Linked DNA regions of Mus musculus: regions 2, 3 and 4 are each linked to region 1. Evidence: chromatin loops called from intact Hi-C (ENCODE). Cell type or tissue: left cerebral cortex. All regions are shown on one strand. Region 1 holds the start of Nfil3 (nuclear factor, interleukin 3, regulated). Region 2 has its middle 62 kb from the start of Syk. Region 3 overlaps Auh (AU RNA binding protein/enoyl-coenzyme A hydratase). Region 4 has its middle 19 kb from the start of Gm33116.

Region 1 (8,000 bases):
ATCATTACACTAAGTAAGAATCCGGGAAGAAATTTAATATCCGGATACTTACCATATTATTCTATCTCCAAGAATAAAACTAGGTTATACAAGGCAAAAATACAATCTACTAACCTATATATACTTCCCATAACTCATATCTGATCTGGGGGAAATTATGATGTGAAATAAATACTTTTGACCTCATTAGCCGTTGTTATTTACAAAAGCCAGAAAAGAAGGTGTCACTTGGCCATTCCCTGTTGCCCTCTGAACGCAGCAGTTCCTCCAAAGTGTCCTTTAAAATGATAAATGGGGCCCCCGCGTTCACCAGCAGTCTCTGGGTGCTGCGAAATGCCTTCCTAAAAATACAGTCTTATCAGAGGTCTTGGAAGGCGTGGAGTTAAAACTACAGCAAATGGCCTTGAGCTCGTATTTGCACACAGCCCTGGAGAAACCAGAAATAGCACTGAGGCCAGGATTGTTAAAATGTGATAGGGCTATATTTAGAAAGACGTACATTTCTTTTAGGGTAAAAGACACACATTTGGCAAGCATGAGCTATGTCAAGGCTTAGTCGGTCGTCACTTTCCGGCTTAAAATATCCTTTAAAAGAACCAACAAAACCCCTGTTGATGGTGACATTCTTCAACGCTGAGATTGCCCTACTTTCTTTGTGGCAAGATTATAAAATCACGTAATTAGCTCCCTTTCTATGCTCAACAGCCAGCAAATTCGGCAGTTACATAACCTCACATTTCCAGGAATCTAGTAATGATTTGTCTTGTGGTGTCTTAAAAAAAAAAAAAAAAAAGCCAATGACGATAAGGTGAGAAAAAAAAAAAAGAAAGAAAGAAAAAGAAAGGCTGATGAAACGCATCGCATTCCAGTTGGGAAAAGTGGGGAGGCAAACGTCACAATGGCTCGTCCGGGTTTTAAAAATAACACCTCGGAACATTTAAGGAGCCCCCCCTCCCCCGCGCGCATTAGTGTCCAAGACTAGGATTTCTTCTTTCTTAATAATGAACTCCATAGAATCGTTTTTTAAAATATGCGTATTTGGGACGATACAGAGGTACCAATAAGGATCTAATAGCCAACGCTGCGCTAAAATGACCAAATCATTGCACACAAATCACACGCGCACATTCTCACATCAGTTCGTCCTCGGTGCCCACGTTTCATCGCTGGCCCATTATGCAATGTAAGAAAGGACACATCCCTCCACCTTCCCGAGGGCTCGTAAAACACGGTGACGACAAACGGGTTGGAAAACGTCGGTGCCGACACAGCGCCTGACACAAACAAACGCCGCGCAGGCATCTCCGATTGCCGTCACCGTTGGTACTCCCAATCCTCCTAAGCAAATCAAGACTCAACCCTCCCCTTAGCTGGCCCGGATTGGGGACTAGCGCGGAGAGACCCCGGAGAGCAGGGCAAGTCGTCTGGCTGCTAAAAGGATCGGCCTCCACTCCGCCTCCACGGCGCGCTCTTCGCCACCGAAACATCAATTTTCCTGAAATCCGGAGACATTATGCAATAGCGGGGAGGAGGAGGGAGCGCGCGGCAGCCCGGGCTACGTGCGGGCGCCAGGGCGCTGCAATCAAAGCAGCTACCTTAAGGTGGCGAGTCCCCCCTCCTGCCAAGGCAGCAAAAGTTTATGTAATGCATGCCCCGCGCACACTCGCCGCCTCCCGCCAGCCCTGCGCCGCGCCCGCACGCATCCCGCGCCCTACGCCCGCCGGCCGCGCGCTCCAAGAGCGGGCACGGAGCAGAGCAGGGCCCCCGGGGCCGCCGGTGGGCGGAGCGCTTACCGTGGTTCTGCTCCCTGGTCCGTGAGGGGGAAAAGAAAGGGCGGCTGTAACCGGGCTGGCGGCGCCGGGGCGCGATTCAAGCTCCGCCGGGCCCTCAGCGGGCGGTGGCGAGGGCGCGGCGCGGGAGACGAGCGGGCGCGCCGGGTCCGCGGGCGCCGTGGCCGCGCCGAGAGATGTGTGTTAGTAGGTCAGTTCCGAGCGCCGCGCTACGTCGCCGCCCGCCAGCCCCGCCGTGACGGGCGGCGGCCGCCCCAATCGCCGCGCCCGCGCCCGCCCCCGGCCCGCCGCCACTGGCCGCGCCGACAGGGGCGGGCTCCCCACCGCCCCGCCCCGCCCCGCCCCGTCCTCTCCGCCGCGGCGCCACTGGCAGTCCGCGTCCTTCTCTGGCCGCGGCCGCAGCTGCTACCCGCTGTCCGTGGGGACCCAGGCCGAGCGCTATGTTGCGCAACGGGACGCACCGCGGAGCAACCCGAGGCACGCCTAAGAGGAGCCCAGGACCCTTTTGCCCATTGCCGGCCGCGCCCTCCGGGTCGCTGCGCTCGCTCCGTGGTGCCAGCACCTTTTTTTGTTTGTTTGTTTCCCGGAGAGCCACAGAGGGCCGGGCTACCTGTTGCCAATAGAACCCCGGGTGAGGGCTATGGGGACACGGGCGTGGCGGGGACCTTGGCCTCCTTGTGCCCACGGTCCCCTCTGAGACCGGGAAAGGGGCGCGGCAGCCGGGCTACTGAAATGTCCCGCTCCTCTCCCGGGCAGCGCCGCAACGGTAACACAAACAGCGCTCCCGACACAATTAGGGCGAAGACGACCCCTACAAAGTTGTTGCGTAACACGGTTGGGAAACCAAGCTAGACCCGGTTGGTCTGTGTCCCCGACCACGTGGAGAGGTGGCGGCTGTCTCCGAGGACCTGAGAGTCCGCGGCCTCGGTGTCCCCGGCTGGGAAACCTACCCGCTTTCGGTGCTCGGGCTAGAGCAAGCCACGGAGGGCATTCCCCAAGCATCTTGAACTGGTAGTTCTCCTCTCCTTTCGGTTCTCAGTGAACACGCCAGCCAGCCCCCACCCCACCCCCCTTTCCCCAATTCCTGGGATGTACAAAAGACATAAGGAAATGGGAGACAGAGCATCTGGTGGCATGTTCTTAAGTCAGTCATCGGGTTGGCTATTGTAAAGGAACGTGGCAAACACTCCCCGCGTTTACAGACACGTAAGATTATAGCCGGCCTTGGCAAAGGGAGCCATATTCCTGACAGTGACGCACGCGCTTGCCCAAATACGGAATGTGGCAGGTGGCAAGGTCCTTGAGCTCGGACTGTGGGACCTGGGCTCGAATGATTCCCTCACTCAACCCCCTCCTTTCTCATTTTTCAAAGAAAGCAAACCCCAAAATAAAGAGTGAGTGTGCGGGACCCCCACCCGGAACATCTCACCAAGTGGATCTCTTTCCATTTACTCAAGACACACAGTAGTAACTCCACAAATAATCTCCGAGGCACATCCAGTGGTGATTTAAATGCCATTCACCGTTGGACTTTTGGACGCCTTCACAGGGCAATAATGATGGAGTCTAGCTGGTAAAATACCCCTTAACCAATAAAGCCCCCATAGCACAGATACGCAATAGAGGATAAATCTCCTTTCACGGGTGCTGATCAGTTCAGGGAACACCCCCTCCCCCCTTTACACTTTGTTTGTTTGGATTTTTTTTTGTTTTTTGTTTTGTTTTTTTCCGAAGAACTAACTACCTTGATGTAAACGAATCTTGATTTGGTTAATCGGTTCCACTTTTCTCGAATTTACTGATGTCATAGGATCCCTAAGTAGGTAGAATCGGGGAATAGCGTTTTCACAAAAAAAAAAAAAAAAAAAAAAAAAAAAAAAAAAAAAAAATTGAACTTGCCTGACTCACCCAAGGCTGACAGCGGAAGAACGGACTGCTGTGACCCACGAAGCTGTTCTTTATACTGAATTTTGAAATCTGATGCCTGTCTTCATTCCCGGGGGCAGTTTACATTGCGCCTCCACCACATTTATGCTTCCGTCATTGTCATCTAACTTGGAAATCAGAGGAAGTGTGAAAGATGTCTCTGATATCAACTTGGAAAACAACTCATTCGCGCCCCCTGGTGCTTAAAAACAGCTCAACAAGGTGATGGAGGCTCGGTCTCCAGGACCCGGGTGATGATGCGTCCGGTGTTACACCCTGGGGGTCCACCTAGTGGGCAAGTGCTTGCAATTAATTGAACTAGAAGAAAATTGAAACATAACCCTGGGGTGGGAGAATTTCCCCCAAGTCTCCAGTGTGCTGATTACTGAACAGGCTGTAAGTAGGGTCTCCCGAATAGGGAGATGGTGGAGGACTTTAATTGAAGTATGACTTTCAAACGAGTTTTTTGCGGAAGTGCTGGGGCTTGAACCCTGGACTGCTACGTGCTAAGCAAGTGCTTTATCGGTATCCTACCTTCGCAACCAAACTCAAAACGTTCTTACTCTAAGTGGCTGGTTTGTTTCAGAGCGGGAATTGGGTTTGGATGCAGGAGCCAAAGAGAGATGATCTAGACCAGAAAGCATTTAAGAATCGCTTTGTGTTTATACACTGCTGTAGCACACTTTGAGCAGCCAATATAAGAGGTGTAAGCTGAGAGCAGGTGGAGGATGTGGCTCTCTCTGAGAAAAATTTCAGGGCGTGTCCAGCTGGAGGGTCGAGAGTACGCTGATGTACGCAACCCGAGGGTTTTTTCTTTCACAGCGCCCGGCATCGAACTCAGGTCTAAGCCTGGTTACACGACTTCAGCCCAGTGTCCAGAAGCTCTTGGCTTGGGCCTTGATACATACACCTAGTATTTTATGGGGGTTCAGGAGGTGAGCCACCCTTGGACTCTGTCACGAAGAGAAAATGCCTTCACTGTTACAATACCAGATCAGGGGGACTGTGGCTCCAAGTTTTCAAAAGGTGACATTAAAAATACCTCGTGTGTGTGTTATGTATGTATATGAGTGTGAGAAATATCCTGCTTTTCGATGTTGGCAAGGAATTAATTTTCTTTAAAAGTGATGGCTTAGTGGAGAAAGGCACTTGCCACCAAGCCTGACACCTGAGTTTGAGCTCTGGTGGAAGGGGGTAACTGAGACATTAAAGCTGTCCCCATAACCTCCGTATGTGCACTATGGTGTAGGTTTGAGTGGACGCACACATACAACACATCATAAATAAAAGATAAATAAATGTAATGTATTTTAAAATAAATAAAACACTTTACTAATTGTAGCTCAGTTGGTAAAGTGCTTGCCTAGCATGCGCAGACGCCTGGGTCCAATTCCCAGAAGGAGATGAAACAGACTTGGTAGTACACGTCTGTCATCCGAGCACCCAGGAGGTGCAGGCAGCAGGATCAGACATTCAGTCATTTTCAGTTGTAACATCAGCCTCTGCCATGTGAGACTGTTTATGACTGATTGACTGGATAAATGGCTGAATGCATGAATGAATGAATGAATGAATGGTCAAATGACTGGCTGAAAGAATGAATGAATTGGTCTAGGACTTATCTGGATGGAATCTAGAGATGGAAAAATGAAGTCCTGTGGATATGGCTGGAAGGACAGTCACAGGCTAATGACAAGCCAAGCCTACAGCTCTCACTCTCTCTGCTCTGTATACCAGATGTCTGAATTTCTCTGTGGAAATGTTTCATTCGCTATGCACCCTTTGATGACCCCACCCCTTATTTGGTGGCCATGGCCAATGGGAGCACTCACTACCTACCACTGTACTGTGCTTATTGACCATCTAGTACCTCTTATTTGTCTTTAATTTTTAAAAGATTTATTTATTTTTATTTTATGCATGAGTGCATATTATTGTCTGCATGTATGTTCATGCACCACATGTGTGCCTGGTGCCTACAGAAGCCATAAGAGGACATTCAATCCCCTGGGACTGGAGTTACAGCTGCTTGTGAGCTGCCATGTGGGTCTGATAATTAAAACCCAGGTCCCCTGGAAGAGCAGTCAGTACCCTTAATTGGTAAGCCACTTCTTTAGCCCCATCTCATGTCTTTTTTTTTTTTTTTTTTTTTAAGACAGGGTTTCTCTGTGTAGTCTTGGCTGTCCTGGCATTAGCTCTGTAAACTGGCCTGGCCTTGAACTCACAGAGCTCTGCCTGCCTCTGCCTCCTGAGCGCTGGGCTTAAAAGTGGGCGGATGCTCCCACTGCTCTGCTCCATCCTGTATCTTTTAATTACAATCTGCAGAGCAGAAGAGCAGACAGCTCCTAGATTTCACAGTAGGGGCCGGCAGTCTAGGATGGGACTTCAGCTTTGACTTTTGGACTCCTTCATCCCACCAGGCATTGGCTCCTTTCAAGCTGGAGTAGGAAGTTTAGAGATCGCTGCTGTCCCCTAGCCCCACCCCCTCCTCTCCTGCCAGGCTCTTGCTGTGCAGTTCCTTCATCCATACTTACAAAAAAAAAAAAATATTCTTGGCCTAATTCTCCAAAAACTGATTTGGCAGTTTTGTTTTGGGGGAAGAAATTGAGTAATAAAAGAGGGTCAAATACCGCTCCCCAGAGAAGGGATGGCTTTAATGCACAGGAGCCGGTAGTTGAAATAGCTCTGCCCAAGCTAAGAAAGAAAAGTCTCTACACTGCTCACAGGTTTGCCCCAGAGGAGAGCCGCTGAGGGTTCGAAGGCATTTCAAAGGCTTTCCAAATGACTCAGGGATGTGTTGTAAGCACAGTATTGCAAAAAACGGAAGCATGTCTTCAAATTCAGCCGCACACGGTGTACATGTCAGGCACTGAGTGTCCCTCTGCTCATTCAAATTCAACAGGAGATGTAGGTGTTGGTGTAGGAGGAAGGGAGACAGGCCACGAGGTGGCAAGAGTCGGGGGGGCTCCATTAAAAACGGTCAGGATGGGGTGGGGGGGGCTCCATTAAATATGGTCAGGACTTTGGAAGCAGCTGATAGCATCCATTGCAAAACATGGTTGATGGAGCAAGCCTTGCGGCAGCCGTTGACAACCAAAACAGAGCTAGCTGGCTTTCAAAGATGTGAAATCTACAATTGTGAAACATGTCCTAGCGAAAACCATTTTACTAAGAACAAGAGATGACACATCCACTCTGCCATACAACTCAGACCAAGAAGGTGCAAAGCTTATCTAAACGCTCTGCCCAGAGTGCTTTACTGGAAGAAGATATGGCTGCCAACCAGAAGCCTGGATTCTAGAACATTCTGTACTCCAGTCTCATCTAGGGGATCATTCAAGTCTCTGAAGGCCTGCTCCCTCCTCCAGCCCAGAGGGAGTAGAAGTAGGCAGAAGTGATCCTGGAGCTTCAGTCCCTGCCAAGGTATAGTTAGGGAGATCGAAGAGGTGGGCTTTGCAGAGAGGCTACTCCAGGGGGAGCCTCCTCCTTCAAACTCTTCACGGTGCCTCTGTCTAACACTGCACAACGACAGACTCAGATGAAATTGTCTTCTGTAGTTGGTTTTCAGGGAGTTCTGACGAATACTCTGTCTGGCAAAGGCTCTTAGAAGCCAGGAAGCCGGGTGCTTGACCACACTTCTGGTCTTCTGAGAAGTTTCCAGTTTCATCAGCTCTGAGCAACTCTGCAGAAGTGCTCAGGGTTCAGCTGTTGCTGCATGAAGACAATCACGTATGCTACAGTCACACACGTGCACACACACACACACTCAGGGGCATCAGCTGCAGACAATCACACCTGCCACAATCTGTCGATCTCTCTGTCTGTCTCTCTGTCTCTCTCTGTCTGTCTGTCTGTCTCTCTCTCTCTCTCTCTCTCTCTCTCTCTCACACACACACACACACACACACACACACATACACTCAGGGGCATCAGCTGCAGACAGTCACACCTGCTACAGTCACGCACACAATTAGGGACATCTTATCAGGCCGTGTACTGTCAGAGTGATGGAAAAAATCAGGCTCTGGCTATCACCAAAGGATGCTGCGACAGGGCCCACTGGTGGCTACAGAAATGGAAATCCCTGTCTTCAGCTCAACTCCCTGACCCCACTGACAGTACTATTGCTGAGATAGGCTTTCCTCCATGGCTTTCTGCCTCAGTTTCCCTTCTTGGTAGTCATTTATGATAATAATATCAATTGCAGGATGTTTTTCGAGAATACAGTGGCTGATGTTACCCTTGCTTAGGAAGGGGCTTGCAGCACAGACTGGCATGTGTTAG
Region 2 (8,000 bases), 320 kb before region 1:
TCTGAGCCATGTAAGGCCTGGAAGTAACACTGTCTCCACCTTCTCAAACCAAGATTCTTTCCCTCGTGCTTTTAGGACTGTACACCATGTGACTGACATGTGTGTACACCATGTGACTGACATGTGTGCATCCTAGGTCACCTTCATGTCTCAAAAGCAAGTGGACAGTAAAGTCCAGGGTGAGCCGTGCTGCCCTTGGTAGCTTGCAAAGACTTAGTCTCCACAAGGGAGGAAAGTCCGCCATTCACACGTCTGCCAGAGTTCAGACTTCTTTCTCCCCCTCCCAAACCTTAAAAGTGCCCCTGGCTGCTTTTGATGCTAGCCACGAGGAACTCAAGGGACAAAGAGACAGCTGTCTTGACAGATTGCAGGCAAAAATGTGTTAATTTGGGAAAGTTCTTTTTTTAAAAAAAAAAAGTGACTGCCTTGGTACATCCTTTCTCGGGATCTTGGAAGGAGCCCATGCAGACACCAGAAACAGAGAGTCGCGGTGGCAGTTTGGCCAGGGGACAGCGTGCCAGAGAACAACGGGGTGTGAGGATAGAACACAGTGTGGAGACAGAAAGGGAGACATGATAAAGAAGGGGAGTGGCAGGGGAGGAGAGGAGGAAAGGAAACAAAGCGGGGATAAAAGTAGAAAGGGGGGAGTGAAGGAAGATGGGAAGGAATATCTCAAGAGGGGGAAGGAGGAAGGAAAGGGGAGAGGGAGACTAGTGTGGAAGGAGAGACTGAGGGAGAAGGGAGAGGCTGAGGGAGGAGGGAGAGACTGAGGAAGGAGGGAGAGGCTGAGGGAGGAGAGAGAGGCTGAGGGAGGAGGGAGAGACTGAGGGAAGAGGGAGAGGCTGAGGGAGGAGGGAGAGGCTGAGGGAGGAGGGAGAGGCTGAGGGAGGAGGGAGAGACTGGGGGAAGGGGGAGAGACTGAGGAAGGAGGGAGAGGCTGAGGGAGGAGGGAGAGACTGAGGGAGGAGGGAGAGACTGAGGGAGGAGGGAGAGACTGAGGGAGGAGAGAGAGGAAGGGAGAAGGGAGAAGAGAAAGAGAGGAAGGAGATGGGAGGAGAGGTACAGATGAAAGGAAGGAAGAGAGAAGAGGAGTTAGGAAAAAGAGGGAGAGAAGAAGTGGAGTGGGGTGCTGTATTGGGCATAAATGATGTGAACAACAGGCCAGTGAGGGAATGCCCCAAAAAGTCAAGTCTAAGCTTGGGAAAGCATTCCCAGAGCTGGAGTCTCTGAATTGGACAACCTCAGATGTGGCCAAATTGTCCTAAATAAATATGTTTCACTATGGTCTTTGGTGAGGGCTCCTGTATGGAGGGCACCTTGCCCCTCCCCTGTGGGCAGCCTGCTGTGTTTCCTAACTGTCTTCTGTAGAAAGGAGATTCTCTAAAGAGAGAGCCCTTCACCCCAGACTTCTGAGACAACATCCACAAGGAAACGGAATTCCCCCAGGCGTCTCATGCTGGAGGAGGGAAGAGGTGCTAGCGTCTAGTACTGGCCAGGCAGGGTGAGGCTGAGGGCTTTTCTCTCCTGGGAAGAGATTCGCACAGTGCTGACAACCTGTAGTGACTTTGCAGGAGAAACTGGGGCTGAGACAATGAAGGCTTAGTGGCGGGTAGAGCTCCACCTTTGACCTATCTTCTACTTAAGCCTAAACTTAATGTCAGGACCCTAAAGGTGACTTAGGGGGTCACCAGGTATCTCTTTCCCTACTTTTTACTAAGACCCGTCTGTTTAATGGTCATATTAAGGATGGGTGGCGGGCCAAACATAGCCTGATAGGGCTTCCTGGGCCCAGGCTGTAACCCCGACAATCCACTAGCACAGCCCACTCTGTCCTGATGTCCACCCCATTCCCCATTCCCAGGGTCTATGCATCATCAGCTTCCAACAGAGCTGCTTTTAGCTCTTAGCATCTTCATTCAAATAGCATACACACCCTCTTCAGTGGCCATTGTCCACTTTGGTTAGAGACATGGCACAGGCAGGGTGATGTCCTGGCATCGTCTGGGTGAGGCAGGGTCCTTTTTAATGTCAGGTTCCTCACCTTAAACAGCTTTATGGGCTTTCTAGGCCAAGACAGAGAACAAGTGCCACCAGGTGAGACAAAGAAGCTCAAAGGGAAATTATGCATGCCACTGCTGGAGTCACTCCACTTGGTGGAGTCAACCCTGGGCTAGCTGCTATCTGAGCAGCCTATGTGGCTTTATCCAGCAAGACTTGTGATGTCCTAGCTTTGTTTTCTGGTTCCCACACAAATAATCACCCAGGGGTCCTATCTCCTAACTGCCTGGTCTCTCAAAAACCCCAGGAACAGAGCCATCTCTGCACTCGGGGTGGGGGTGGGGTACACTTTGAAGAACAAAGATGAACATTATCGTCATTGTCAGCCTTCCCCAGAGGGACTAGGGGATCTCTGGAGACACACACAGAGATTGATACACACACACACACACACACACACACACACACACACACAGATAGACACACAGACACACATACACACACAGACACACATTCAGACACACACAGACACACATACAGACACACAGACACATACACAGACACACATACAGACACACAGACACACACAGATACACATGCAGACACATACAGACATACACAGACACTCATACAGATGCACAGACACACACAGAGACACATACAGACACATACACAGGCACACATAGAGACACAGAACAAACATAGAGACACATTCAGACACACACACAGACACAGAGACACACAAATAAACACACAGACACACATACAGACACACACAGACACATCCAGACATACATATAGACACACATACACACACAGACACACACAGACACACATACAGACACACACATATGTGTATGTGTGTGAGAGAAATGACAGAACAAGGAAAGGGGAAGAAGGGAGAACAAGGGAGACAACATTAATGATGTACACACAGATATACAGAAAGAGACGGAAGAGAGGGGACAAGCGCGATGTAGGGGAAACCCTGGGGAAGTTTTCCACAGCACCAGAAGACCCAAGCCGTTTTGTGAAGCCAGGCTCGGCTGGCTGTGCCCTGGTCTAGTGGAGACTTGTTCTAACTCTAAAGGGGCATTCCTCTGAGGAGTGGAAGCTGAGAGCCGAGGTGATGTCTCACAAAGTCCCAGCCGCTCTTGGCCATGCCAACAATTAGTGAGAGCAACTGGGCCCCCGTTCTCAGAGCCCCTCCCTCAGCTTGGAGAAAGCCATACGAATTTCCCTTTAACTGTCTAGTCAGCAACGGTTGTAACAGTGTGTGTGTGAGGGGGGGTGGGCATTAATGTGACAATGTCCTCAGGACTGCTCCAAGTGTCCCCATACCCTGCCCTAGTATCTGTCTGTCTGTTCACAGCCAGTCACCAGACTACCCAGCACCAGCTCTGAGCCCACACTCGAGAAGTACCTCGGCCACCAGTTCAGGGTGTTTTCTTGGCAATCCGTACTGTGAACCCCTCAGAAGGCATCACACAGCAGCAGGATTCCAAGTTCAATGCTCAGCCCTGGGTTCCCTGACTTGCACCAGGATTTCCAGGGCCCATCATATGAATCTCAGCCCTGGAATATGCCGTCCCTGTAACACCAACCCAGCCTTCGGCCAGCCCTCCTGCACGTGTCATGGGGTATACCTGGGGGATGGGTCACACAGATAAGGACATCCTGAAGTAGGGTAGGTCACACAGATGATCATGAAGCAATGTCCAGAAGGTGGCCGTTGGCTCTTCTGGTTCATATCTTTTAGCCCGGACCATGTTAAATAAACACAAGCATTACCAGGAGGTCAGAGGATATGGGAGGAAGAAGAGGAAGACAAGAGCAGGAAGGGAGGGTCTATCATATCACCAAGCCCCTAACACAAAGATGAACGTGCCTGGCCAGTGGGCCCCTCTCTATGCTGGACAAGACCCCCCTCTTATCAATCACCAACTCAGAAAGTCAGTGCAACTTTTGGGGATTCGCCTGTCAGTGCTACTCTTCATGTGTCCAGTAGGTGGCAGCAGATCCTCGGACAGGACTGCCACGGGGGCCACAGGCAGGAAAGAGCTGCTTCCTCCTTAACAAAGTACCTGTTTTAACAAGAGTCAGCGCTGCCAAGTGGATACACGGCAGGAATCACATTCCAGCAGGTGCAGAAATAATATACAAGGAAGCAATTTCTAATCTTGGACATCAAAGTACTGCTGAGTGGGAATTTAAACGGATCTCTTTATTTACTCTTTTAAAAATCTACTCGGAGCCTAGGTGGCGGGTGGCTCAGTCGACAGACAGCTTGCCTAGTGTGCTTTAGTCTGAGTACTGAGTAAAAGCGGGTGTGTTCGCTTGCTGCTCTGCTACATAATCAACGCAAGGCCTGACTGGACCCTGTCTCAAAAGGGGGTTGGGGAGGAGAGTCCACTTTGCACAAAATCATGTCTGCTAGTTTGACATCAAAATAGAGTCATCTTGGTGGCTTTGATTGGCAACGGTGGGGTGCAGACTAAGCGAGAAGCCTGTTGGTCTCTGCTCCAGTGTCTCTTGATTACTGGAACCTCGGGACCTTTCCCAGGAAGCCAGTGGTTTCAAGGACGACACGAATGCTCAGCCTTGCTAATGGCACTCAGATAACCTGGGATTTTGACCAAGGGAGAGCGGTTTGAAAACCAAACTGTGACTGACTCATGAGTTATTCCAGACTAGAAGATTCCTGCTTACAGCATCCGGGAGCCAGGGAGAAGCTATTCAAGCCCAGCCTGTGCTTTCCAGGCAAGGGCGTAGCATTGTGCACATTTGAGATGCTTTCGGATGGGCATAGGTGAAGACCCTGGCTCCAGGCTCTGCCCTGCCTCCACCTGGTCCTTCTCCCCGTCCCAGTACCTTCTCACGCCCAGGCATGCTAGCTGTGTTGAGAAAAACCGCAAGACAGGGACAGCTAATGTCTCTCCTTGATTTTGAGACATGAGTCAAAACCAACGATGAGCAATCCTCCTGACACAACCAAGAAAATATCTGAGAAATGCCAGAAAGATCGACAGGGCTTGGGTGGTGCAGAAATGTGTCTGTTTGCACAGGCTCTTCCTTTTGCTAACTGCGATCAGGGCCTAATGATGGTGCCAGGAGGGAGAAGGGGGCTAACCTGAGCACATTGCCAGGAAGCCAAGCTTACTATTCAGTGCTTTGAATAATCATGACTACCCCGGAGATTCTCCTTGGGACTTAGATATCCTGAATTAACATCATCTGTCTGGAGCTGTCTCTCTCGTGGCTCCCGGTTTGGGGGCAGTGGTCCATGAAGGGCCCATGGAGGGAAGAGAAGCTCAGTCACCAAGAGACAAAACAGATGGAGAATCCTGTTCCCATCGTGGGAAGATAAAGAAAGCACTGGCCCAGAGGCCGCCATGAGCTTCAAAGGCCCACCCCCACAACCTGATTCTCCCAGCTGGACCCCGCCTCCTCCTAAAAGCTCCATGTCCCCTCTCAACAGTACCACCACCTGGGATCAATACTGGGAATTCCCATGGGAGACATCCGAGATTAAAACCCTAGGGATCCCAGATCAGAGATCAAAGAGTGGACATGGGATGGTGCCACTCACTGGAATCCCTAGTGGCACGTTGGCAACATCTTTCTTTTTTCCCCATTCTTCTGACTGAATGCTCTGCTTGGCTTGAAATCTTAGTGCCAGAGGGAAGGAGATAGTTCCAGCACAGAGCAAGAACTCGGCTGCACGGAAGTGGATATGAAGACTTGATCTGACCCCTTTGGGATCCTTCATAATTCTGAGTTAAAAGTGAGTTACTGTCGGTGTCTGCTTTAATGTCCCAAGAGAAAATAAAGTAGGTTATCGCAAAGGAGGTGGTAAGGAGTCTGCCTGCAGCACAGGAGGACCCACAATGCATCGCAACATTACCATGCCTTGCACACAAAGTCAAGGACTACGGCGATGCACTATAATAAAATTATCTCTTATATTCTACAAGACTGGAACTTCTGCTGGACCTCACAGCCAGAGTTAATAATGCACCTTGAGGTCACTTAAGACTTAAGGCTGCTATCCTACTGTGGACTCAAACTGTTTGTTTAGTCTGCCTCTAAGAGAACACTGTAATAACCAAGCTTGCTTGCCTAGGATTTCCCATGTAATCAGCTTTTACAACCGAAGCTAATGCATAGCTGCAATCTTAAGTTATGCACTCTTCTATGCCCCCAACCTGGAACAAGGCATATGTATCATTTGCTTTAAACAGCAAACACAGAAGTTGAAGGCAACTTCTTAAAATCTATCCTACAGGTGGATGGCATCCACTTATGGACGCTGGCCAATAAGCAGTGATGTTTGTTGTCTGAGACAGTTAGGACCAGTTGGAGCCAGTGACTTCATCCCTTATAAAACCTCCGTTAAAGATTTCTGAAAAGAATCCCATTCCTTCCCCGAGAGATGCTTTCCATGACTCTCAATAAAGGCAGAGCAAAGGCCTGTGTTAGGTAGAACAGTCACGCCACTCACAGACACAGAGACAGACACAGCCATGTGACAGATACAGGGAACGATCCGAAGGATAGCCTTCAGTCAGGCACAGGCTTGGACTCATGTAGACAGAAGACAGAAGGCCTAGGGAGCATGGAGTGGAGAATTTGAATCTGAAATCCCTCTTGGCTAAATGACTCCAAGGGCAAGAGCTTTTCTTTCTTTCCTCAATGTGATACTGACACATTATTGGTGGCTTGCAGCTAACCACGAACCTGTTTAATCTGCCCAAAGGACAGAAACCCAACTCAAGTCAGATTCTGGGGTCTAGATCCTTTAGGAAAGATGGCGTGGATCACCCCACAAGGCAGTGATGAGGTAGAGCGGCTTGGAGACTGAGAGGGGAAAGCAGAAGAGGCGGTGAGGCAGCTGTAGCCTTCAGACAGGTCCAGGTCCAAGAGCTGGCTATATCCAATGGCTATGGATATGCTTGTGTGTCAACACAATAAAACGCTCTGCTTCCTTCTCTTAAATGACAGCACACAACATGCCAACTTTACATAAGAATTTGAGTGGTGGTAAGTGTTACAGTTGGGGTGGCCAAGGTGCTACATTAGAATCGCCAGGGAAGAAAGTCTCAATGTGGAGGTTTCTAAATAGATTGACCTGTGGGAATGTCTATGGAAGATTATCTTGATTGCTTTAATTCATGGTGAAAATCCAGCCTGAAAATGGGTTTGGGTTGTGTATAAGAGTGGCGAAGGTCATCTGAGAAGCAGCCAGGCATGGATTTGCTGTCTTGACCTCACGATGTGACATGATATGACATGACTTCTCAGTTCCTACTGTCTTGACTTTATTTCCCTGTAACCTTGAGTAGTGAACTAGAATAACCACCCCCAAGTCTGTTTCCGTGATCAATCACCATGATCAAAGCATCTGGGGAGGAGAGGCTTATTTCAGCCTCTGTTCCACAGCACAGTGAGCCCCTGAGGGAAGCCTGGGCAGGGACTCAAGGCAGGAGTTGAAGCAGAGGCTGAGGAGGAACGATGCTTACGGGTTCGATCCCCTAGCTTGCTCAGCCCTATGTACAACCCAGCTCCACCGGCCCAGAGGCGGGCAGCCCTGCCCACAGTGGATGGACCCTCCTACATAAACCATTCATCAAGAAAATGCCCGACAGACTTGACTACAGGCCAATCTTATGGAGTCATCTTTTCAATCGAGAGTCCCTTTTCCCAAACGGCTCAAGCTCGTGTCAAGTTGACATAAAACTAACTGGTGTGGTCAGGGTGTTTTATGGGGGATGAGGACAGTTAAGTTTTACAGTCTAGATTACAGAATATGTCACTCGAAAGCTTTTCCCTCTCTCCTGGTGAGGGATTAGTGAGCTTGAAATTTTGCGCAGCCTACTTATATCATATTAGGTATCATTAAGACGTTGAGAGCGTCTGACCGGTGGCTAAGTATCATCTGAGGAGATACACACAGGTGTCAAGTTGACACCCAATAGATCTGAGATGGTAAAGCTTTCATTGTG
Region 3 (8,000 bases), 150 kb before region 1:
TTAACGTTCAGAGGCTGGAGCCCTTGAAGGCAGCTTGATAGCAAGATTCAAGAGTGGGCAGAGCCCTGGGCAGGAGAGTTACGTGCTCTTAGCCCAGCCCAGCTCCTGCTCAGGTGGCCCACCAGACACAGGAAACAGCAGCACAGCGCTTGAAAGCCACTGGCTGATGAGAAAATACAGTTGTCTCTAAGGCAAGCCATATGTCCAGGCCCCCAACACTGTCTCTGTAAACATGCCCTTCAGGTATGTGTGTGCACAGGAACATGCATGCGTGTTCAGGTGTGTCTATGCACGTGGAGGCCAGAGGACTGGCTTGACCATAATGTTCCACAGACACTATCCATGTTGTTTTATGACACAGGGTTGCTCACTGACCTGGAGCTCACCATAAAGGCCAGGCTAGCTGACCGAGAGTCCTAAGGATCCTCTACTACTGACTTGTCAGCACTTGGATTGAAGCGTGCCACCACATGGAGGGTTTTTGTTTTTGTTTTTGTTTTTGTTTTGTTTTGCTTTGTTTTGTTTTTGTTTTGTTTTGTTTTGTTTTGTTTTGTTTTGTTTTGTTTTGTTTTGGTTTTGGTTTTGGTTTTGGTTTTGGTTTGGTTTTATTGTGGCCTCTAGGACCTGAACTCACATCGTCTTCATCCACTGGGCTACCCAGCCCACAATGGTGCCAATTCTCACGCTCAAACTCCTCCCAGTCTGGATTACCCCAAGGAGCACAGACCCATCCTGGGCCATACTTGTTTTCAATTCTAAGGCCCAACTGTCCCCTATTTCCGCCTCCGGACTCTCCCACCTCACTCCCCAACCCCCCACTGCCCCCACTACCTGAAGCCAGCATCTGCCACAAAGGCAGAGCCTCACATCTCAGTCCTCGTCCATGCTGAGGCAGCAGGCTGGTGCCCTCCACAAAAGCTGGCCCCCATTGCTGCCTAATACAGTGCTCACCCAGCAGCCCTGCCTGGGACCACCCACTTCCTGTTTAAGGGACTGTGCGGAGGGGTGTCTCAAGCTGCTTCTTCTGCGACCTTCAATTCTCACCTCCTGTGACTGGGCAGCTGCCATGCAGAGACTTATTCCCACCCCGCAGCATCTAAGGGCCCCAATCCATCCTGCAGGGCCCTGGGTTTTTTGAGACATCATTCTCCATGTAGCTCTGTCTATCCTGAATCTTATTCTGTAGACCAGGCTGGCCTCGAACTCAGAGATCTGCCTGCCTCTGCCTCCCAAGTGCTGGAATTAAAGGAGTGTGCCACCATCACTACTAGACCACTAGGCCAGGGCCTCTGTTCTTAGACATGGCCCCAAACTCTCTATGGTTGTGGGGCCTCCCTCCTTGCCCAGCTGTCCCCCTCTGAAACATGAAACATGAACAGTACCATCAACACCACTGTGAGGCAGAACCAATGATAAAGACAGGTGCAATGTGCCTGGACCTCTATAAACAGCAGCAAGTACTGACTCCGCTGACAAACAATGATGCTTGGCCTATGGCTTTGCTCTTGGTATCGGTGGAGCCAAAGTTTGCTCTAGAGTTCTTGGGTGCCCTCAGAAAACCAGTGACTCCATGATCATCCCCATGACTAGGGCATTAAGAACCGGATACAAGATTGGACATGGAGATGCACACCTTTCATCCCAGCATTTGAGAAGCGGAGGTGAGTTGATCTCTGTAATTTCAAAGCTAGCCAGAGCTACACAATAAAATCCTGTCCCAGGTTGGGTGGAGGGGGGAGGGGGGCTGGTCACGGCATCCAGCATGACCGGGGTGGAGAGATGAGGCATGTCAGCCATGATGAAAAGAGCCCAGATGGTGGTGAACACAGATGGGGTCCCTTCTTGAGCAGTGTGGTTCTCGGGCTTGACACTTGTCCCAGTGATGGATCGGTGAGGTGTAAGGCCAGGTTACTCTGGGCTTCACAGCAGAGGCCAACTAACCCTTGGTGTCCACACATCTCTCGGAGTACTCTGCTGTCTGTGAGCACCAAGGTCCTACACACAGACACCTAACTCAGCTTCCACTCCTGACCCAGTTTCTTTAACTAGAACTGGATAACATACTTTTCCTGAGGGATTTGTTTAACACTAGAGTGAGAAGAACATGGGCAGTATACGGGGCCGGGAGTATCAGCTCTGACGCCTGCCTGCCTGTCACCATCCGATAAGCACACCTCCTTTATCTCCCCAAGTCATGAGATCAGGGCAAAGGACATGCTTCCCTGTGTAGACAGCACACCCAGCAAAGCTTTGGTGCGGTTATGTCATCTGGCTGCCGGCAAGCACAAAAGTGCTGAGTCGCCAGTTCTGGGATCAATCCCTGACTTGTTGGGACAATGTGCTGGTCTCCCCTGGGTACCATAGGAGGCTAGAGTGAGCCCTTGACTGAATGTCACGGAGAGTCACACAGGGCCTGAAAATCACCAGGTAGGTTCCTAATTCAGTCCTCTGAACGACAATGTGCCACCCTAGCCTATCAACATACCCTTAAACACGTAAACATACTCTACAGGCATGTCAACATACCCTTATGGCACCACATCAACACTTGTATTTTGTGGTGCCGGGAGTTGATCCCAGGGCTGCACGTGTGCTCAGGCCTGCCTCCACCACTTGGCCACACTGTCAGCCCAATGCCATTTTTTTATGTTAGGGTTTTACAAAGAACAACCATGCTGGCTCCTATGAGCAGTTGTCCCCAGAGATCTGTCACTTGCCAAGGAAGGGCCACCTTCCTATCCACCTTCTCAAAATGTGAACAAGCGAGAGACAGGGTGGTGCATCCATAGTGTCTGTGTGCACTCTCTTTGGATTCCTCAATCTTCCCTACCAGGCCCTGGCTTTCCTGTTGCCCTGAACATTTAGAAAACGGTCACCAACCGCCAACTGTCTGAGGCTCAAGTGCTGTCCTCCGGCAGGGAGGGGAGGCGGGCTTTGAACGTTCCAGAAGGGAGAGCTGGGACAAGACGGAGCTGGGTGTCTGTAGGAATTTTAGGGCTTGAAACACAGATATTTTGAGTACAGGATTTACGTGACTCTCCTTGTTCCCTAATCGCAATCTGCACCCTGCTTCATTAGTATAAAATAGCTCTTATTTGTTTAGATTATCAACTAGCAACTTTCACGCATTTTCATTTTGTGACACGTGTACCATGGTTATTTTTAACATAGTATGAAAAAAAAATAATCTCAACTGGCTTTTCGATAAAGCCCAATAACCAGACATACTCGTCAGTTAATATTTAACTAGGTCAGGTAGACAAATAATGGACTTATTATTTTAAAATGTCAGCCTGTCAGGATCTTTGGACTCCAAATGAGAGTCAGTGGAGGTCATGCCATCCAAGTGGACATGAAGGTCAAGCAAAGGAGAGGGCCACAGCCAGCACAAACAAGCTATCTGAAAGGGTGTGTTTCCTCCAAGCCCTGGATCCAAGAACCGACACCCCCACCGCTGAAAAGCATCCTTCCCATTGCTGCTGGGGAAATGACCCTGCCGGACAAGCTGTATTTGATAAAGGGGTAAGTCTTGGTTGGTGGAGAAAACAGATCTTTCAGTGTAGAAAACAAAAATCTGAGATGATCCTTGAAATCAAAGAGATAACCACAAAAAAATCTATAACTTTTTTTTTTTTGGTATTTATTTTGTGCTGGAGATTTGGCTCAGGGGTGACAAGCATTTGCTGCTCTTGTGGAGTTCAATTCCCAGCACCCACATTGGGTCGGTCACAACTGCCTGTAAACCAGGCTCCAGGGAGCGCCAATGTCTCTACAGGCACTGACACCTGTACATAACCCTCACTCATCCACATATGCACAATCACACACACACACACACACACACACACACACACACACACACACAAAATGGGACTGACATGAAAATCCACGCCTTTAGCCCCATCACTAGGGAGGCAGAGGCAGGCAAATTCTGTAAAATTCGGGGCCAGTCTGATCTACACAGGGAACTTTAAGACAGCCAGAGCTACATTGTGAAACCCTGTCTAAATCATGTACTATTTATGTGTCTGCATGCATGGATGAGCATGTGTGCAGGTGCCCACAGTGGCCAGTAGGGGGCACCGAACCCACTGGAGCTGGAATCAGAGGCAGCTGTGAGCCACCTCATTCGAGGTGCTGGACACCAGGCTTGGGTCCTCTGCAGGAACTTTTAACTGGGAGGCAGAGCAAGGCTGGCCTTTAAAGCATGATTCTCCTGCCTGTGCTTCTCAAGTGCTAGAAGTATGAGTGTTCCAGCAGTCACTAGGGGCCTCTGTGGTCTGTAGGTTTCCTCCATCAGAACCAGCAGGTCTCCTGCTGAGATGAAGTGAAATGCTTTGTTTGCTTTTGCCTCTTGGAGGGTAACTGCCTTCTTTAGCCCACACATACAGACCTAGCCACCAGTTTCGGCTACTTCAAGTGCTAGGGCTGTAGTTGGATTGGTGGTATTCTTGCCTGGCATACATGAAGCCCTGGGACTCAGCCCCAATGCTACAGAAAACCAGGTATGGTGCATGCTTGCAATTCCAGCACCTAGAGGTGGGGACAGGAATATCACAAGTTTAAGGCCATCCTTGACTACACAGCCAACTTGGAAGCCAGCCTGGGCCACACGAGGCTGTTTCAAAACAGAAAAATACAACAAAAAGAACAGATGTGACCATGACTGTACACAGATACTCCATGCTGGGTGGCAAGGTCTATGAGTCCAAGCCAGCCCTCCACAATGGCTGGCCTCGGGGGTGGCAGCAAAAGAAAACCCAGGGAAGGCAAACCCACCAAGGACCAGCACCTGATCCTGCTGCCTCCCTGTCTTAAGTTGCTATAGGACTTTGCTCTCCGCTTCACAACTTGTTAGGAAACCAAGTGGTGACCAATCATCAACTGCTGACCTGGTCCCCAAATCCTCATCCTCTTCCATTACCAGTACCATTTCCAGCTCAGTTAGAATAACTGTGAGATGTTCAGCGTGTCGTGGACAGACAGGACATGACCCTGGGAAGTCTAAAGGACAGTCACCCCCCTGGCCAAGGTTTCAGGCTGAAGATCAAGGGTGTGGCAGTCTGACATCAGATGGTGGGGGTGGGGGGGGGTCAGCTGGTTAGCTGGGCTAGCAGATAGACGGATAGACATTCTGATCTGCAGCTCAGTGGCAGAGGTGGTGGCTGGTGCCATTGTTCTCTCTTGAGAAATTTAAGAATCACATCGGTGCACTCCCAAACAGCAGAGCAGGCTCAGGGTGAGGATGTGAGGGCAGGGCAGCAGGGAGGGGCATGCAGGATGCATGTGTGTGGTAGGAGGGAAGGGAATGCAGGATGCATGTGTGTGGCGGGACAGGAAGCCCACTGCAGTCTTCAGCAAGCATCAAGCTCTGTGAAAGCACAGCCAGGCCCAGCCCGGGACACCTCTGCCGAAGACACTGTGGCTTGAAGCCAAGCAGAACCACTGATGGGCTGACCCTTCACCCCTGTTCTGGGACCGTGTCACATGGTTCCTCGGCAGGGTCAGCAAAGAGACTTTACTCTGAAATCTGTTCTGAAATGTTGGGCAAGGGGCAAGACGCGGATTCTCAAATCACTCTCCATTGGCTTTATTGAAACTAGAGGGGTTTCCCTCAGACTGTCCACCCAGGTCCTCTGGTGGCGATGGGCATTTGTATGCTCGTAGCACATGTGTGTGTGTGTGTTTGTGCATGCACATGTGTGTGTTCCTATGTACACACATGTGTATGCTCGCATGTACATAATTACTCAGCAACTACATTTGGTATAACTTCACATTTTTGGGATACAGAAATAGTTTTATTTTCTTAATGCAGCATGGTAGACATACAATCAATTATTTCCTAGAGTGTGCAATATAAATTATTCACATTAAAAAATTAACGACAAAGCCTGATATGCGGGAAATATTAAAAACATATACCTAATTTTTACGTGTTTTGACCACGGACATTGCTAGCTTTATAAATCTGAATAAATATGACATGGCGCACAGTGGCTTGAGTACAGATGGGCCTGCTCCGGGTGTAGTGAGAACCCACTCTCCACTTTGGTCACTGCAATTTCCCATGGCAGCACGGGGTGGCTCTGAACCACTTCCAGCACTATGGGAGGCTGCGGCGGGCTCTCCTCCTATTCTCCCTTGTAGCGAGGAGGTCTTTTCTCCTTAAAAGCAAGAAGACCTTCCAGTCTGTCCTTTGTTGAGATGGTCTAAGAGACAAAACATGACACACACAAAAATATAAACCACAACAGTGGATCAAGCATTAACTACAAGAGCCACCAGCAGCTGCTGGGAAGGCCGAGAGTCCTTTGAACAAGTCTCCTAACAATGGGGCCAAACTATTTTTAACCCCCCCAAATTTTTTCCATTTCTACTATGCTTTAAACATGAGATATCTGATTTCCAGAAGCTAAACAAATGAAAAGCTCAGGAAGTGGAGACCCCCGTGCTCTCCCATGTCCAATGGCCTGGATCAGAGCACACAGCGGCTACCTTGTGAGGAGTCGGTGGTCTCACGCACTTGTACGCTCTGTGGGTTTTGAAAGAAGTGCAACATCACCTGTCACCACAGTGTACAGAAGGGCTCAGCTGCCCCAGGCATCCTTAGTTCGCTACGTACTCATCCCCAACCTGCCAAACACCTCTTCCAGAATGTCACTGGGCGTCGGGAGTCACTCAGTAGCCAGTACTTTCAGACTGAAACCTTCCCTGGAGCACTGTGAATTCAAGGTTCCTTTGTGCCATTTTGTTACTTGACAGCTCCCCCCTTCTTCTCGCTGTGCAATATTCTACCACACAGATGTACCAGGTGGTGTATCACCTATACAAGGACCTCTTTTTATTTATTCTTGAGACAGAGTCTCACTATGTAGTTGAAGCTATCTTCAAAGTCTTGTTACCACAGGCTAGCCTTGCCCTTTCTTGAATTTTAGTCTTGTGTCTCTAGACCTGACTCTGAAGCGCACGTTGACTGTTTCTAGATTAGCAATTGTGAACAAAGTTTAGCAGCAGGTTTTCACCTTGTCTCAGTAAACATCAAGGGGCACAGTTGCTGGGTGACGTGGTCAGTGGACACTCGGCCTTATCTCAAACTGACATCTATCTTGGGGTCACTGAACCACTAACCCTAGTAGCCACAGTGAGAGTCAGTGCCCACTGTTCTGACTTCTGGTCACTTAACACATACTTCATAGATTTCAGCTTCCAAATGACAGGCGTTTGCAGCACAGTCTCAGGGTACAGTTTGTCACCTGCTCGCCTACTGCGGTGAGGAGGCTACTCGGGGCTCTTGTCCGTTTCTACAGTGGGTTTTCACTACCTTACTGTGGTGTCTTGGATGTGAGGCCTTTACTGGGTCTACACTGTGGGAAGGCTGGCTCCCAGCTCACCCCTTTCCATCCTTCCAGCCGAGTTCTACTGAGCAGAAGTGAATTTTAACGGAGTCAGACCCTCCGCTCTTCTCTCTCGTCTTCTCTCTTCGGTGGCTTTACATCACCATAACCAAGGCCAAGCCTCCGACTATACTGTACAGTGGCGGCTTTCCCGGCCACTGGGACGGAACCACGTTTGGTGCAAAGGGTAAGGCCGTGTGCATCATATATGTGGATGCCCGGATGTTCCATGTTGCTCTCGCTCCTGTCTGCTCTCCACTGAGTGGTTGGTGTCCTTTTGTTAAAGTATCTTGACTGGTGCGGGCCGTGTGAGTCTCGGAACTCAGCCCCAGATGGACTTACGAGCTCTGTCACCAGCATCACAAAGCCTTGAACCTGGGCACTCTTGGTTTCCCAGCTTCATCTTCTGGCCACACCCAGCTATCTATTCTGCATCTTGTCCTTGGACTTGGAATCAACCTTTTACTCACTAAATAATGAGCTGAGATGCTTGCTGTTATAGAATGTCCAGCATTATTAAATGGTCAGACTTTTTTGTGTTTGCTTTGAGACAAGGTCTCACTTTACTGTGTGGCCCTGGTTGACCTGGCATTCACGCCTGTT
Region 4 (8,000 bases), 730 kb before region 1:
ACCAAAGCTTTACAAACCGGGGCCAGGATTTGTCTATAATAAAACCCATGACTATATCCCTAAAATGACTTTCATGTGACTCTAAGTGAATTTGTTGAGAAGCAGATTATAAGATGGGCCAGAATAAGGTGAGAATTCAAGCTGCTTTTGCTAAATATAAGAAGAATAATGTATCCCACAGTACTAACATTTGGTTTCTCTTTTCATTCCCCACAAAATCTCTCTCCTGGCGTGTCTGGATGTTTTCTTATTTGCTGTTGATTGTCACGAGGAGCAAAACCATATTTGTTTCATACATTTCTTGCCTGGATTTTCCCGGTCACCTTAGACTAGAATTGGCCAGCCAGTTTTTAGTCAAAAGATAAGACTATTCAATATGCGTGTATAATTAGTCTCATTTAGCAGCTCATAGGTGTTCATTTAGTCCCCCTTCAACTGCCACTCTGCAGTGTCCTTGACAGTCAGCTGACCTTTGGAGTACTAAGATCAGCATGATCTTAGAAGCTCATGGCTTCCTTTCTGTACTTGAGGTGAGGTTGACTCCTTCAGATAACAAGTGGCTTCTGGCTGCCTTGGGCAGGGGTAGATGTCCCATGCACTTGATGTGAGTGCCAATGAAATACATTCAGGGTCCACTAGAGCTCTGGGCTCTTGAGCACTGAGAATCATTGAGATGAGTCAGGGAGCCCTGGGCGTGTGACTGTACCTGTTCCCTGAGTGCACACACATCTCTTAGCCCTTGGGAAGCACAGATTCAGAGGTAAAGAATTTCAGGATGGTGACCACAGAGCATTCAGCCAAGTGTGGCCCTCTATGTATGTGTCTGGGGCTATGAACACGATGTTCCCTGATTGTGGACTGAACAATCCAAATAGGTTCTGTTATTGCTATGAGTGGAATCTCTCTAGAATGGAGACATGCCATGCTCCCTTAAGAATTAATGCAGTTGGGCAGCTGTGGTGGCTTCAAAGACTTCCCTAGGGCCCAGGCAGTTGGACACATGCTGCACCCCCCCCCCCAACTGGTGGTACTCTTTGGGAAGGTTTAGGAGGTCCAGCCTTGCATAAAGAAGTATGTTGAAGCATTCGCTGGAGTCAGGCTTTGACAGTTCATAGCCTCACACTGCTTCTTCTACTCTGCCTGCATCTGCCTGCTTTGCTCTCTCTGCTTCATGCTTGTGACTGAATAATATGTCATATCTCAACTTCATGCTCCAGCTGCCAGCTGCCTTGCTGTCCTTGCCATTATGGACTTTATCTAGCTTTCTGGAACCTTAAGCCACAATAATCTCTTTATTCTGTAAGTTGCTTTGGTTGTGAGATGTCATCAGAGCAACAGAAGAGTAACTAATATGGCTGATCAATGGCCTGGCTAAGGGACATCTCTAAGGAGTATGTTCACTTTTCCTCCCCAGAATTCCTGCTTATAAGAATTCTCTTATAAGGCATGGCTAAACGGATCCACACGTCTGTCTGCTTTTCTGAAAAGTGTGACTTTTCCTTTTCTTCTTTCTTTTCTCTGAGCGTGCTTCCCCTAATTCTTTAGGAGTCCTTCTTTCTCTAAAGGTCCCCTCCCTGCCATGTGGTTGCCTGCCACCCTGTGGCTGACCTCTGTGCTGGCATATCTCGGATGGGTGTGGCTTCTTCATCAGGCAGCTGTGACATCCACCCTTTACCCACTCTGGGGGTTTCCTTTTCCACTTTAATAAAAGTGTCCTGAGTTCCATTTGAGGCTGTTCTTTATGTAGGCAGTCCCAGGATGTGGCTTTCCTGAATCTTCAGCCTTTCAGTGATGCATGCTTTGAGTTATGCGTGCATGCTCTCATTAGATAACTTCTGTAAACCCATAAGCTCACCAAGCTGCATGTGGGCAGGTCCATTTGGGGGGAGGGTCACCAGTTTTCTCCTTGGTAAGAGTAGAAATCTGTCACAAAGTACCCCTGATTTTCTTAACTGTGACAGTGAGGTGGCCTAATGCTGGCATACTCCTGGAGGTCTTTCACCTATTTTTAATAATAACAAATCTGCTATGCTGGGTCCAGCATAGGTCTGAGGTCATGCCAATTGTGAACTGAAAGACTGTGGGCATGCTCCCACTTCCTCTGCTCTTATCGCAGTTCTGATATATATGTATATAATATGTATTATATACAATATATACAATATAGGCTATATACCATATATCTTATATATTGTGGATATGTAAGGAACATATCTTATGTAAATGTAAGATATATATCTCATAATTTTATTTGTGTGTGTTTGTACATGCACACACATGGATGTATGCCTATTTAAGGCACAAGTGTTTGAGTGTCTGTGGCAGCCAAAAAAAGAGGCAGGGTCCTCTGGACCTGGAGTTACAGGCATTTGTGAATCCGTAGACATGGTTCTGGGGGTGGAATATGGACACCCCCAGAATATGGTCCTCTGCAAGAGCAGCAAACTCTATTAACTGCAAATCCCAGTATGAGCCCATACTCCAGTCCCATGTATATATCCCTTCACAGAAGAGATAAGACCTCAGAAACCTTGTGATGCCTTCTTCATGCCTTAGCTTCATCATCCTGGAAAGCCGTCCAGTTTTTTCCCATCATGCACTTGGTCCATCTATGATGCTTCGGGTTCCTTCACCCCTTCCTGGATGTGGTTCTTGTCTCTCCCAGTTGGCTTACTGTCATCTGTCAGTCATTCCCTGTCCCCATGGCCAAGCTGCTCATGAGGAAGGTTTCTCAGCTCCATGCTTGTGGCCCCAGGCTTGGCTATGGGTCACCAGTGGCATGTGGCATCCTGTGTTTCTTCTTGGCCTTACTCTGAACACTTTTTTTTTTCTTTTTTGCCCATTCTGTGCTTGGTGTTCATTTCTAGAACTACAAGCAAAACTTTTTAGGTGTAAGGAAGCTGCTTCTTTTCGGAGGTTTAAGACCATATCTGGCACCAATTGAAAAGTAGTGTCCAGGCTGGAGAGATGGCTCAGCGGTTAAGAGCATTGACTGCTCTTCCAGGGATCCTAAGTTCAATTCCCAGCAACCACATGGTGGCTTACAACCATCTGTGATGAGATCTAGTGCCTTCTTCTGGTGTGTTTGAAGACAGCTACAGTGTCCTTGTATAGATGAAATAAATAAAAGAAGCCTTTAAAAAAAAAGTTTCCCAAAAATATGTAGTCGGCTTTGTAGCAACACAACCTCCAACTCAAACATGGATAAGTCAGTGTGCATTTATTGTCAGCAACAGAACTGTGTCTAGATCATATAAACTTACCTCTGTGCTGGGGCTGGAAGGACAATTTTTATGGAATTTTTATGATTTATATGGTAACATAATTTCTTTATAAAATATATGCATTTCTAGGTTTTCCAGTGGTGGTAGCCAGGCAATGAAGTGAGAAGGTATCTCAGGCGATTAGAATACAAATGGTAGGTCCCAGAGCCTAGAGGACTAGGGAGGAGGGGTGCCCCGAAGGACAGGAGATGGCTCTCCAAAGGGAAGCAAGGCCTAGATCACTGTTCCCACCCCGGTAGTGAAATGCAAAAGTAGAGAGATTTGCGTTATAAAGGCAGCAACAGTGTTGACTAATCTTGGTTACCAAGTTGACACCCAAGAGGGAGTCTCATTTGAAGAATTGTTTCTGTCTGACTGGCAAGTCTGTGGGGCATTTTCTTGATTGCTAGGGAGGTCCCAGTTCAGTGTGGGTGGTGCCCATCCCTGGGCAGGTGGACCTGGGCTACTTAAGAAGTTTTGCTGAGGGCTGGAGAGATGGCTTAGTGGTTAAGAGCACTGACTGCTCAAATCCCAGCAACCACATGGTGGCTCACAACCATCTGTTATGAGATCTGATGCCCTCTTCTGTCTGAAGACAGCTACAGTGTACTTACATATAATAAATAAATAAATAAATCTTAAAAAAAAAAAAGAAGTTTTGTTGAGCAAGAGCCCAGGATGGAGGCAGTAGGCGGTACTTCCCATGCCCCGATGACCACTCTGCATGGCTACTTCTTGCTGGGGAGTATGCACTGTGGTACCAGATACAGACAGAATTGACTCGGTATCTAATTAAGCAGCTCTCACCCCACATAAAATGTGCTTCAAGGATTTCGCATGTTCCATTCCTCCATGTTTCCCGAACCTTCTTGTCTTCTTTTATCTCTTCTCTTTCCGTCTTCTTCTTCCTCCTCCTCTCCTCTCCCCCAACGTTCTTTTCATAAGTTTTTAAATCTTTTGAGAACAACCGGTTAGATTCTAACTGCATATTCTCCTGCAGCCACTAGATGGAGCTAAAGTACACAGTGTCATCTGTCCACGTGCAGGTTAGCTTTACCTGTCTGTTTGACACAGGCTAGCATCTTCTGGGGAGAGTCCCCGTGAGAACTGCCTAGATCAGGTTGAGCTGCAAGCATGTCTGGGGAGTGTTGGCTTGGTTAACCCTTGTAGGAAGTAGCTGTTGTAGGAAGACCCAGCCTGAAAGTGGCTGTGCGTCATTCCCCTAGGACCTGGGCTATGTAACTGCAGGGACAGCTCGCTGACTGTTCTGCATATATGTGCCCATTCTTCCTCCCCTCGTCTGTGGACGTCATGAGACAAGCTGTCTTAAGTTCCTATTGCCTTGACTTCCTAGCAATCATGAGCCGTAACCTGGAATTGTGAACTAAAATAAATTCCTTCTTTTCTAAGTTGTCAGGGTATTTTATCACGGCCACTGAAATGAAACTCCGTAGTATGTCAATGGGTTTTCACATGTTTCAAATGTGTGCTTGCAGGAAGTATGGATCACTTGATTACAAGACAGAAGGTGTTTTTCTTAAAAAAAAATAATTATTTGTCTTATGTGTCTGTGTTGGCTAAGTGGATGTAAGCTCACCATGTATGTGAAGTGGCAGACATGGGTCAGAAGAGGGCACCAGATAAGATAGATCCCCTGGAACTCGAATTACAAGAGGCTGTGAGCTACCCCGTGAGGGTGCTAGGAGCTGGACCTGGGCCCTCTGGAAGAGCAGCAGGTGCTCTAACTGCTGAGCCATCTCTCCCATCCCAGAAGGTATTTATTAAACATCCTAGAAATGGCAGAGGAGAAAGAAGAAAAAAACAACTGTAGACTGTGTGCTCCGTCCACAGCAACCCACTCTTCCATGTAGCGATTACTTCACGTTTAACTGGAATCATACTCAAAACACCACCTAACGCCCTGATTCACCTGAGTGTGTGCTTTTATGGAGCATTGTGGGGTGATTTGATACATGTCCAGGGTGTTCACATGTGCACATAAACACTCATATATCTGGTCCTTTGAAAGGCGCGTTTACCGGATTGCCTTGCCGAATGGAAGCTGAGGGCACAGCCATTGCCAGTTTTCCTGATCCTGAATTCATCTGAGAAAAAAAAAAATTGTAAGTGACGGTCAGCAGATGGCGCTCTAAGAATGAAAACTGAAATTATGAGTCTTGGTATGCTCCGTCGCCAGGATTTCTGTCTGGAGGGGAAGCCTCTGAAAGATGTGTATGCATCACAAAAGCCTGGAGTAGGAAAACACAGCACCCAGGGGTCTGTCATGAATTCAGGGGAAGCCGGAAAGTCAAACATGCTCAGATTCAATGCTTAGTGATGCTCATGTTGACCAAATCCAATCAGGGGCACGCAGAGTCTTGCTATGTGGCTGCTGTTTAAATTAAGTAATTCCTAACACACTGTGGCTTTTGATGATGCTACTATATATGCTTGAATTTGTGTTATTTGGTTCCAAGTAACTTACCAAGTTCTGTTCCGGCTTATCTTCCATTTTTCTCCTGTGGAAATCCAGCCTTTCTTCTCTTCCTTTGATATATATATATATATATATATATATATATATATATATATTGTAAAAAAATCATTAAAAAAGAATGGGAACTATATTGCTTTTCATCTTTGGGCTAAATTAAATAGTAAGTGAGAGTTAGGTTTTGGTGATTAATTTTGCCTACTTGAACAGCTGTGAAACAGGAGCATAGGTAGAGTGGGGTCTGGTTTCCCACTCACAAACAAACCTTTACAGAATGGTTACACCACAAACATGCTCCTTACACCTCCAGGAAGCTTGTCTTAGCATGATAGCTTCCAGCTGAGTCCCTACTGGAAGAGTCTGTTGAGGTGGGCTGATCAGTCCTGCCAGTTTCTAATGGATGCTCTGCATAGCACCAAAGTGTGAACTTCCACCAAACTCCCGAGAGATGCTACAAAACTCTAAGGGCCTCCTTTCATCCTCCCACGTGTGTACATCCTAAGCTTCCTTAGGGGTCCTGGGATTACAAATGCTCACACTGTGCCCATGGTTTTGCAAGCCCTCCTGTTTGCACAAGTGATTTGCCCGCTGAGCCATCTACTCAGCTCCAATTTCAAGAAGTTTTTCTGTTTGGTGTCCTCTGCCATCAATCCTTATTTTATGGTTTATTCTTTCAACTTAATGTGTATCTTAGGGTTTGCATTCCTGCACAAACATCATCACCAAGAAGCAAGCTGGGGAGAAGAGGGTTTATTCAGCTTACACTTCCACATTGCTGTTTGTCACCAAAGGAAGTCAGGACAGGAACTCACACAGGACAGGAACTTGGAGGCAGGAGCTGATGCAGAGGCCATGGAGGGGTGCTGCTTACTGGCTTGCATCCCCTGGCTTGCTCAGCTTGTTCTCTTATAGAACCCAGGACTACCAGCCCAGGATGGTACCACCCACAATAGACTGGACCCTCCCATCCTTGATCACTAATTGAGAAAATGCCTTACAGCTGGATCTCATGGAGGCATTTCCTCAAGGGAGGCTCCTTTCTCTGTGATAACTCCAGCCTGTGTCAAGTTGACACGCAAAACCAGCCAGCACAACGTGTAAGGTTGTTTTGCATGAACAGATGTCTGTGTACCATGTGTATGCGTAGATTCCCAAGGAGGCCAGCAGAGGGCGCCTGCTATAGAAATTTTGGAATGCTCTCATTCTCCAAAAGTTTTGCTGGGCTCTTCCCATGAATGGAGTGTGATTGCCACACCCACCTGGGCCCATCCCTTTCTATCTTTATTACCCCGAGTTTTCTAAGACATGAGCTTTATTGTCTCTCCACATATAACAGCCTTTGTGGGGGGCTCTCAAGAGCACTGTGAGGTTTTCAGCACATATTTGTATGTGTTCCGTCAGGCTGATATTAACTGAGCCATTCTGATTTATCGTACCTGGCTCTGTAGTCTTAGCTTCTGTGTCTTGGGGCTCACTGTCAGCGCACAGACATGGCTAGGTGCCTGTCATTTATCCTGAGACCTTGAAGAGCACACACATTAATTCACAGACTTTATTTGCTTTTAACCCTTGGAGAGCCCTATGTGGACGCCCATCTCCCTCATGTAAACAGGGACAGCTTTATTCTCACATCGACTTGTTCTGTCGGGGTTGACTGGAGCTCATTGCCTCAAACTTTTTCTTGCTGGTGAGTCCTTGCCATGGCTTCTGGCAGAAAAGAATAGGCTTCGGCTGGCTCTGTTCTCTACCTGTTGAGAGTTCCACATTGCTGGGTTTCTTGTTGCCTAATGCAAGGCACTAGGTAAGAAAAGTCATGTACAGAAAAAGTAGCACTGGCTTTCCTCTCGTCCTGTGCCCTTGGTTGCGCAGAGTCCTCTTTGTCCGTTTATTTGTTTATTATGACAGAGTGACTCCAGCCAGCTCTGTCAGCTGAAGAAGAGTAAAGGAGCCAGGCACGGAGAGCAAGTCTATTAGAATTGATATAGACTCCTAGGGCAGAGAACAGGGCTGGACAGCCTCTGCTTCTAAGGGTGGGGGAGGGGCATTTGGGTTCAAGTTTCTCCCTCTTGGGGATTCCCCCTGCTTTCCTATTGGACCTACGGTGTTCGTGCACCTCGAGGTGTAGGAATTGAGTCTCTGTTCCTGTCTGTGAGTTTGGAAACAGCCACTAGTTAGTTAGGGTCTGCCCCTCCCTACTCAGGGTTCACCCTTAACCCCATTTTTGGTGTGGTAATAACTGATAA

The links. Peaks named below come from ENCODE experiments on the same cell type or tissue, not always from the same donor. Only the 100,000 strongest peaks of a DNase experiment are listed, where the experiment ranks them.
Region 2: a loop joins it to region 1, with 7 times the contacts of the local background. A loop is called at or near these places in 23 of 42 quality-filtered maps.
Region 3: it touches region 1 in a loop (2.1-fold over the local background); 22 of 42 quality-filtered maps call a loop at or near these places.
Region 4: a loop joins it to region 1, with 2.1 times the contacts of the local background. A loop is called at or near these places in 7 of 42 quality-filtered maps.

Annotation. Positions count from the first base shown.
Region 1 is chr13:52,979,068-52,987,067 of GRCm38, forward strand. Nfil3 (nuclear factor, interleukin 3, regulated) reads right to left here and starts at 1,972. Exons shown (of 2, transcript NM_017373.3): 1 at 1,794-1,972. It overlaps Gm33424 (a long non-coding RNA gene), which reads left to right and starts at 6,898. Exons shown (of 3, transcript XR_382381.4): 1 at 6,898-7,139. In left cerebral cortex, CTCF peaks have their summits at 1,582 and 3,938 (motif pointing left); DNase peaks (open chromatin) are centred at 503, 1,276, 1,546, 1,953 and 3 more places; H3K4me3 peaks cover 3,334 bases; H3K27ac peaks cover 2,750 bases.
Region 2 is chr13:52,654,623-52,662,622 of GRCm38, forward strand. No RefSeq gene overlaps it. Among named protein-coding and RNA genes, the nearest start is that of Syk, 62 kb to the left of the region's middle. In left cerebral cortex, a CTCF peak has its summit at 4,011 (motif pointing right); DNase peaks (open chromatin) are centred at 410, 4,056 and 4,958.
Region 3 is chr13:52,829,340-52,837,339 of GRCm38, forward strand. It overlaps Auh (AU RNA binding protein/enoyl-coenzyme A hydratase), which reads right to left. Exons shown (of 10, transcript NM_016709.2): 10 at 5,771-6,212. The coding sequence ends at 6,135. It overlaps Gm33315 (a long non-coding RNA gene), which reads left to right. Exons shown (of 5, transcript XR_003950688.1): 1 at 1-1,661; 2 at 3,293-3,522. Among named protein-coding and RNA genes, the nearest start is that of Gm33315, 4.1 kb to the left of the region's middle. In left cerebral cortex, a CTCF peak has its summit at 4,077 (motif pointing right); no DNase peak of the experiment used is centred here.
Region 4 is chr13:52,248,961-52,256,960 of GRCm38, forward strand. No RefSeq gene overlaps it. Among named protein-coding and RNA genes, the nearest start is that of Gm33116, 19 kb to the left of the region's middle. In left cerebral cortex, CTCF peaks have their summits at 1,601 (motif pointing left), 4,277 (motif pointing right), 5,407 (motif pointing right), 6,924 (motif pointing right) and 1 weaker place; DNase peaks (open chromatin) are centred at 3,861, 4,046, 4,349, 5,412 and 1 more place.